2 separate regions of the Homo sapiens genome follow, and region 2 is linked to region 1. The links are chromatin contacts, found by Hi-C or POLR2A ChIA-PET in ENCODE. All regions are on one chromosome and are shown on one strand. The core of a region is the stretch at or near the end of the contact, and the rest is flanking DNA. Distances in the headings are between cores, read along the strand shown. Region 1 holds the start of LGALS3BP (galectin 3 binding protein). Region 2 overlaps CYTH1 (cytohesin 1).

Region 1 (4,837 bases), core at 886-3,385:
GAGATATATCGGGGCTCCGTGGTGTTCCGATGGGGAAGATAGATGAAAAGGGTCAGGGCTGCAGCCCAGGGTGGGCCAGGCTGGGGGAAGAACAGGGAGGAAATGCTGAAGTATCCCCAAGACACTGACACTCAGGCCAGGACTGGGGAGGTCCGGGTCTCCACCTTCTGGCCTGGTGTTCTTGCCTCCGTGTAATTTCCACGCTTTTGTCTTCGTCTGCCTCCCTCCCCCACACCCTGCCAATGGAGAGACAGTTATGGTTTCTCTGGCTCGGTAAGAATCCTGTGATACCTGACACTGTCCCCTCAGTTCAGCAAGCCTGGGGCAGGCCTCTGGGTGGCACTGCTGTGGGCACCGGCTGGGAGTCTGGGCCTGGTGACCTTGAGGCTGCTTGGAGGGGGCCTGGTGGACGGCTGCAATGGCATCCCCAGAGCTTGTCGGAAATGCAGTCATGGCTGGCCTTGCCCTAGCCCCTCTGCATGGGAGTCTGCATGAACAAGCGCCCTGGGAGCTGGGTGCACTGGCTGGTGAGCAGCTTTGCTCTGGGACTCGTGCTCGCTGGCACTGTGCAGCCACCCCTTGTCGGGGCTCCCCGGGCACCACTGGAGGCCTTACCGTGACCCTGAGAACCACCTTAGTTACACCTCACCTTACAAGTGAATGAGCTGACACCCAGAGAGGCAAATGGGCTCCACATCCACAGTCAGTGAGCCACAGGCAGGGGGTCTGCTCGGGGGAGCCCACCTCTCCTCCCTGTGTCAATGTCAGTAGATGGCTAAAGGGGCCAGGGTGTGACCGCCTGTCCTGTGTGCTGGGGACTGTGCTGGTTTTAGCACTGAAGTTTCCCTGTGTCCTGGGAAACCCCTCAGTCCCAGGCACGCCGGTATGGGTGGACGCCCTCTCCACTTCTGCCCCCAGCCACTTCACTCTGCTGCAGCCACTAGGTTTGTCCGTCCTGGGAGAGTAACTCAGGGCCTTGGAAAAATGGCCAACTGGCCAGGCGCGATGGCTCACGCCTGTAATCCCAGAACTTTGGGAGGCTGGGGCAGGTGGATCACTTGAGGTCAGGAGTTCAAGACCAGCCTGGCCAACATGGTGAAACCCCGGCTCTACTAAAAATACAAAATAATAATAATAATAAGCTGGGCATGGTGGTGTGCACCTGTAGTCCCAGCTACTCAGGAGGCTGAGGCAACAGAATTGCTTGAATCCGGCAGGCAGAGATTGTAGTGAGCCGCTGCACTCCAGCCTGGGTGACAGAGCAAGACTCTGTCTCAAAAAAAAAAGGGGGGGGGGCAACGAAGCACCTGGCAGGTGGCGTCGCTGCCCTTTGTGTGGCAGCGGCTATTTTTGCCTGATTCCTTCATACAGTTGAGACCCGGCTGCCTGTGTTGGCCCCTTCGTGCAAATCAGAAAAAAAGGTGCTCTTCCTTGGAGTGGGTGCAGGCCTAGGCCAAATGCACAGGTCTGAGAGAGGGCCAAGCTGAATTCTAACCCACTTGCCCTTTGGCTGGTATCCTTGTGCAGTGAGTAATCTGCCCAACTGTACACAGAGGCCCTGTGGGCCTGGGAGCAGCAATGATTGTTGCTGGACTCAGGAGCCCTGGATCCCCAGCTCCAGGCCTATGTGCAAACAGGGAGGCATGACCCCCACTTGCCTGTGTAGAGAGAGGGGTGCCCTGGCCGGGCGCGGTGGCTCACACCTGTAATCCCTACACTTTGGGAGGCCGAGGCGGGTGGATCACCAGAGGTCAGGAGTTTGAGACCAGCCTGGCCAAGATGGCGAAACCCTGTCTCTACTAAAAATACAAAAATTAGCTGGGCGTGGTGGCACGCGCCTGTAATCCCAGCTACTTGGGAGGCCGAGGCAGGAGAATCGTTTGAACCCAGGAGGCAGAGGCTGCAGTGAGCGGACATTGCATCACTGTACTCCAGCCTGGGTGACAGAGTGAGACCCTGTCTCAAAAAAAATAAAAATAAAAAAGAGAGAGAGACTGAGAGGGGTGCCCACCTGAGAGCTAGAGGCAGGAGCTTACCTGGCTGCGGTAGCTGCAACGGCCGTGTGGAGCCTCCTCGCTTCCAGCCACAGGATCCCTCTGCAGACTGGTCCTTTGACCCAGAAGCCTCTCCCAGTATGGAGCGTGGTCAGGCTGATCCCAGGAAATGCTTCAGAAAAGAGTCTACTTTCGATTTCCAGAAACCACCTGACATAGATGTCTTCCGGGATTGGCTGCTGCTGATACTCCCCAGGGCCCCTCTCTTTTGTCTCAGCTCTGCCTGTGGCTATCAGTGCCAGGCTGGCAGAGGCCCAAGGTGGGAGTCTGGCTGGAGCAAGGCCTGCAAGAGGACTAACAGCCACACTCAGTTGGAAAGGCCGCCAGGCTGGTCAGGGGCTGGCGTTTGGTGGACGGGAGGGGAAGAAGCAGAGGCTCTGGGCCCAGACAGTCTGCACCTGGTGGTGTGGCTGTGGACTCTGACAGAGCGCTCCGAGTCTTTTCCTGGGTCTAGCACGTTGCTGGCTGGGTGAACACCACACAGGGGGCTGCTTATGTGCAAATCCACCCTCTCTGTGCTCTTGGCATGCTGACCACACAGAGGGCCTGTGCCCCACAAGGTTGCATGGCACTGTCCCCTGTCCCCAGGGGAGGGAGGCACTGAGAACCAGGTATGCAGCTGGCCAGTGGAGGAGCTGGACCCTGCTCCAACACCTGACCCCAGAGCCTGTGCTCGCCACTGCTGGACCTGTGGCCACTCTCCTACTGTCTCCCCCTCAGCGGGGCGGGGGACAGAGCCTCTCTGGGTGACATAATGGCTCTGTCCAGCTCATACCCATTCCCTTTCCTCCCACTGAAAGCCGGCACCTCAACTGTCCCTTGGGGAGCACCCCCTCCCATTCCCGGCTGTGTGGTTCCCAGAGGGCCCCCAGCTCTTGGCCTTCAACCACCCAAGGCCTGGCTGTCTGAGCCCTGCGGGGGCCCCGGGCCACACTGCTGGTTTCAGGGTGGGGCTGTGAGCCCAGCCAGCCGGTGAGAGCCAGCTTCTGACTGAGAGGATGTGGGCCCAGGCTGCTGGGGCCGGTGGGGCAGAGCAGAGGGAAGCAGGCATCCTCCGGCCTGAGCTCCTGGGTCCAGCTGGCCTAATCCATGGTCAAGGCTGGGCTTCACCGCTCAGTGAGGCAATCAGCAGCCGCTCTTGTTTCTGTCACTTGCACCCCATGGTTCTGGATGAGCCTTGGGATGTGCCCAGGCCTCTGACCAGTGGTTCTCAGCCTGGGCTGGACAGAAGAATCATCAGGGAGTTTTACAAACTCCTAATGCCTAGACCCAGGAAGTCACCATCTCTGGGAGTAGGGGACAGGCAGGGGCATTTAAAAGCCCCCAGGCAGTCCCACTGGGTGGAAGGCCCTGGTTCCCTGGCAGCTTAGAGTCCGAGACAGCCAGCCCAGAGGTCAGACATTCAATGACTATTTCCTTCAAGGTGTGAGGTTTTAGGCAGCTGCACGGTTTGCCTAATCCCCTCCAGAGGAACTGTGAAGATCCAGGGGCAGGTGCAGCTGGAAATAGAACTGGCTGTGGGGAGTTTAAAAAAATCTCATCTGGATTAAGGGCCTGAGTGCACAGAAACCCCAGCATCATCCCTTCTCAGCAGTGCTAATGACTTCTGCCCAAGTGGCCAGGGAAGGACAGGAGTGCAGAGGACGGGAGGGCATCTCTGGGAAGTGCTGGGAAAGGTTTTAAAACTCAGGTGCCGAATCTTTAGCCCCAGAGTCCGGGAAAGTCCTAAGCCATCCAGGCAGGTAAAATGGAAAACCCAGAGGCCTCCTCGTGGAATCGGAGCACCAACATCTGCTCCCCTGGGGCTCGCAAGGCCTTTCCGGTGTGCGATGACCATGGGGTGGAGGGAAGCGCTGACAGGGGACAGGCAGGGGAAGGGGCAGCGGCTCGGCTCTGAGAAGACAGCTGGGTGAAAGCCTCAGATTCGTGTGGACAGAACTGCTGTCATCAGGAAGCCGCTCCCAAGACATGGTAGGGAAAGTGCGGGGCATTTCAGAGATGAGAATGGTTAACTGGCCTGTAAGGTCATCTTTTGTGCCTCTACCCCAAACCTCTCCGCAAATTGAGGAACGCTCCCTATAATAGCTAATATGGATTTCGCCAGGCATTACTATAAGCCTTGCCACAAATGAATGCATTTAATACTTCCAGCCATGATGGGAAGCAGCTGCTCTTATATTCCCTGTTACAGATGAGAAAACAGAGGCTCAGTGAGGCGACGTAATCGGCTAAAGTTGTGCAGCTGGTAGGGGAAGAACTGGGGTTTCAAACCCATCCTTTCCTTCTTTTTAAAAATTGGCTTTCTTGGCATATAATTTACGTGCAAAGTTTTGGCAAATGTGTAGCGATGGTATCATGACAACAATCATTACCTAGGGCGTTTCAATCACCCCTAAGAATTCTCTTATGCCCCTCTGCAGCCACCCCTCCCCCCAGCCCCTTCCCAGCAACCACCTCTCAGCTTCTGCCACTGCTGGTTGCCTTTCCTAGAATTCCCTCTATTTTGTCTTCTTTTTTAAGACACAGTCTCCCTCCATTGCCCAGGCTGGAGTGCAGTGGAACAATCTCGGCTCACTGCAATCTCTGCCTCTCAGGTCCAAGTGATTCTCCTGCCTCGGCCTCCCGAGTAGCTGGGATTACAGGTGCGCCCACCACCACGCCCAGCTAATTTTTGTATTTTTAGTAGAGAAGGGGTTTCTCCACATTGGCCAGGCTGGCCTCGAACCCCTGAACTCAGGTGATCCGCCTGCCTCTGCCTCCCAAAGTGCTGGGATTACAGGCAT
Region 2 (4,273 bases), core at 1,617-4,116, 230 kb before region 1:
TGAGGCCAGCCTAGCCGACATGGTGAAACCCTGTCTCTACTAAAAATACAAACGTTAGCTGGGCGTGGTGGTGGGCGCACCTGTAATCCCAGCTACTCGGGAGGCTGAGGCAGGAGAATCACTTGAACCTGGGAGGCAGAGGTTGCAGTGAGCTGAGATGGTGCCACTGCACTCCAGCCTGGGAGACAGAGCAAGACTCCATCTCAATAAATAAATAAATAAGTAAAATAAAAAATAAAGTGCTAGCCTAGCCACAGCTAAATGCACAGTGTGGATTATCATTTAAAACACACGCCAACTAGACAGACATAATGTAGTATTTTAATGTCTACGCTTCTGTGGTGTGGTGGTGTCAGAGCTTCTGTTGTATTTATTTAGTGTGGGCATTTGTCCTGTGAGTTACTTAAAAGTATTCCTTGGCACTTAAAAAAAGTAATTGGAAAATGTTGCGTAACTATTTTTGTAGAGACAGAAAGATGTCTATGTTATACTGTTAAATGAAAAAATCATGTAACAAAAATGCATAGACTATAAAAATGAAAAAAGAAATAAGCCAGGAAGAATATATACTAAACACATTAACAATCATTATCTCTGGGCGGTGGGATGGTAGAGAATTCTCCCATCATCTCCGTCCACTCACCAGCCCCTCCTTCTCTGTTCTCGTCCACAGTACACCAGACTCCACACTGGTCTCCAGCCAGCAGTCTTACTTTCCAGCTTCGCTCCCGTGTCATGGCCTCTGAAGCTGTCTACCTAACACAAATCCCAAATCTCAAATCCCTGAAACATGCCCAAATCCTAAACGTTGTGAGTGCCAACATGACACTCAAAGGAAATGCTCACTGGAGCATTTTGGATTTCCAGTTTTCAGGTTAGGGATGCTCTGGCAAGTACAATGCAGGTACTCCAAAATCCAAAAAAATACTGAAATCTAGAACTTGTCTGGTTCCAAGCATTTCAGATAAGAAATACTCAACCCATAGTCCTTTTTGATAGCAGCCTATTCTTGTTTCATTCATTTAATATCTGAGACTCTTAAGTATATACTTTTTAAGGCTTTCTTCTACATGTCCCATGACCTGTTTCCTTAAACTATTTGCTCTTTTGCTTGCTAACACTGAAGATTTTCCTTAAGTCTCTAGCAAGCATAGTCTACTTCTTCTCATTTAAGAGTGACACACTAATAACCTGGTTAAAAGCCGTGTGGTAGGCATGGCCTATAGATTGATGTGTGGCAATGTAATATGATAAGGCAGTAATGTGTAGAGACCCCACATGTGGGGCTCGGTAGCTTATTTTTGCTTAGACTAGTTACCCAAAGAAGTATTCTCCAATCCCCTACCTGGGCTGTGTGGAGTGTAAAACTGACCACCAGTATTTGTGGGGGCTACACTGAGGAAGAAAGGATGGGAATCTCACAGTTAAATATACGGGCTTTTTCGGTGCTGCTTCTTGGTTGGTATTTTTTAAAATAAATATAGATTTTCACTCGCTCTCTGTATCTTCACAGCCTTCTTCAGAAATTAAACCTTCATGTTTACCAGAAGTGCAAGAGAAACTGCCTTGCTGCAGGAGATGGAGAGGAGACCTGGAAATCTTAACTGCCAACAATGAACACTTTCAAACCACCCTCGTTTCCTTATCTCCATTCTCAGAGGTGCTGGGTACCCTGCAGCCTTTCTGGAATTTGGGGGTAAATCATTTTGCTTCCTGGTATCCTCTCTCTGCAGCTTAGACCTTTCCTAACAAGCTGCCAAATGGGAGACAGCTTAGGGCATACAATCACGCAAGTGTCCTCCAAAGTCCCGAAGAACATCTGCAAGGTGGGGTGGAGCATAACAAAGACTTGTCCAGCCTCTGCAGGCAGAAATCCAGACACCTGGACACACTGCACAATTCTTTCAAAGGTTCCTTCTACTTTGGTTACCTAAAAAACATAGAGGTATACTATTTTTGTGTATTGACATAAATGCATCTATTAGACCTTGGGGGAAAAAAGAGTTGATGGCAAAGGATATATGTAATGTGTCAACAAGAATTCAAAGAACTTGCCATTCCTTGACATAGGCTTACCTTGTACCTAGCAAAGCAAGCTATGGGATTTCTGATCACATTTGCTAGTACATACCTTCATGACACAGACTTTTTAGCACTTTTGTTATCAAAAGAAAAACTCAAAACCGATTAGATGTCAAAAAAAAAAAAAAAAAGAAAACCTAAACCATATCCTTTGTTTTATGTACACAATTTGCATTTACTTCAATTTTTGCCTAAGGACCAGTAACTCTTGCAAGAAAAAAAATAAGAGAGGTATGCATCACAAAGACTGATCTTATTTAGTTTCTATCAAGAAAATCCATGACCAGTTCCATAACTTGCCACAAAACTGAAAAACTGTGTGGTTTTGAGTATGTACATTTTGGGGATTTTTCTTTCTGAGAAGGGGGTCAAGAGCATTGGTCAGATGCTCAGAGAGGACCCTTGAGCCAGGACTGCAGTCTCCTGTGCACCGTGGAGCCTGGGAGCATTGGGAAGACCTCGAAGAACTCTGGTTCAAGTAATTGCTACTTTCTGGAGGCAAAAGAACAGTGCCCCTTCAGGACCCACCATCGCCAACCTCACCACAGCCCTCGGAGGCATCTGGAAACATGTCAAAAAGACTTTGGAAAGTATTAATTTGACATATTCATGATGATAAGGTAAACAGAAATAACCTCCTCCATAAAGACAAAGCAGAAACAGCACAATTTACAAGCGAGAAAGAATAAGAAGAAACCTGAAATTGAAATAAACTTCACACTACTCCTAGAAGTGGTTGCTACAGTAGTTTTAAACGCCCTTTAAAATAAAGTCAAAAATACTGAATGTCATAAATTCCATCTGTGCTGCCCTCTGCTGGCTACATGAAAAGATTGTTAAAAGATTGACATAGAAATTGCACCAAAAAATTCCATTACCTGGCTGGGCGCAGTGGCTCACCCCTGTAATCCCGGCGCTTTGGGAGGCCGAGGCGGGTGGATCACAAGGTCAAGAGATCTAGACCATCTTGGCCAACATGGTGAAACCCCGTCTCTACTGAAAATACAAAAATTAGCCAGGCATGGTGGCACACACTTGTAGTCCCAGCTACTCGGGAGGCTGAGGCAAGAGAATTGCTTCAATCCAGGAGGCAGAGGTTGCAGTGAGCCGACATTGTGCTACTGCACTCCAGCCTGCCAACAGAGCGAGACTCTGTCTCAAAAAAAAGAAAAAAAAATTTCATTACCTTTTGAACATATATAGGGAGAGGAGAGGCAATTCATGTTCTACCCAGCGCATGTGCCAGTTCCTATGTGTATATTCACCAGTACTGATTTCCTGAAAGGGCTTTGTTAATATCAACATTGGTTTGCCCTTTGTCCACACACACTGGCTAATTTGAGGGATAGTGATAATAGGCTTCTACTATACAGGCAGACATAGGCAAAAAACTATATACACAATAAATAATAAGTAACATGCTAGAAAGTGATGGGTGCTATGGGGAAAAGAGAAGTATGTGGCAGGGGGTGGGGTCAGGTATTGTTAAGTTTTAAATAAGACGGTCAGAACAGGCATCACTGCAAAGATAAAATTTAAACCTCAGTTACTTCTTCCTCAACTCCTCCAAAAAAATATTCAGGATTCTCTTTTCTAAAATTCTGAGGTATACAAAATACATGTATATTCTTCTCTGAACCTCCTCTATTCCTCACCATGTAGACTAATGAAATTACGCAACACCTGCAAGATTTTATTACAAAGGCCACTTTCCCACAAGGAGACCCGAGCTCCAAGACCCACAGTGACAGTGCGGCGACCGAGTTTCCTACTTCCTCTGTCTTCCTAGGGTAAAAGTATCACTACATGGTAACCTGAGATTCTCTTACTTTCCATCTGAAAGAGCCTAACACTTTTAGAATGCCGACTCTCCCATTTTCTAGCTGCTCTTCACATATTGATTTACTCATCAGAGTAATAATTTGAAAGGCCAGGTGTGATGGCTCGTGCCTATAATCTCAGCACTTTGGAAGGCCGAGGTGAGAGGATCACTTGAGCCCAGGAGTTCAAGACTAGCCTAGACAACATAAACAGACTCCGTCTCTACAGAAAACTAAAAAATTAGCTGGCTGTGGTGGTGCGTGCCTGTAGTCTCAGCTACTTCAGAGGGCGAGGCAGGTGATGACCATCTGGGCTCAGGAGGTCAAGGCTGCAGTGAGCTGTCATCACCCCACTGCACTCCAGTCTTCGT

Evidence for each region. A loop is a pair of places that touch in the nucleus more often than their neighbours do. ChIA-PET counts read pairs that join two places held with the same protein, here RNA polymerase II (POLR2A). Pooled maps may share reads with other maps.
Region 2: a pooled map shows a loop between it and region 1 (4-fold over the local background). The contact joins the enhancer-like site here to the promoter of LGALS3BP in region 1. A Hi-C loop is called at or near these places in 4 of 50 pooled maps. POLR2A ChIA-PET finds 5 or more read pairs at or near these places in 4 of 52 experiments (HEK293, MCF 10A, OCI-LY7 and 1 more).

The regions. Positions count from the first base shown.
Region 1 is chr17:78,977,788-78,982,624 of GRCh38, forward strand. LGALS3BP (galectin 3 binding protein) reads right to left here and starts at 2,136. Exons shown (of 6, transcript NM_005567.4): 1 at 2,037-2,136. RefSeq lists an enhancer at 2,170-3,162.
Region 2 is chr17:78,742,650-78,746,922 of GRCh38, forward strand. The region is part of intron 1 of CYTH1 (cytohesin 1); the gene reads right to left. Among named protein-coding and RNA genes, the nearest start is that of CYTH1, 37 kb to the right of the region's middle. Within about 2 kb of position 2,867, at least 6 of the 41 ENCODE cell types and tissues checked have a DNase peak (open chromatin) inside an H3K27ac peak, as active enhancers do.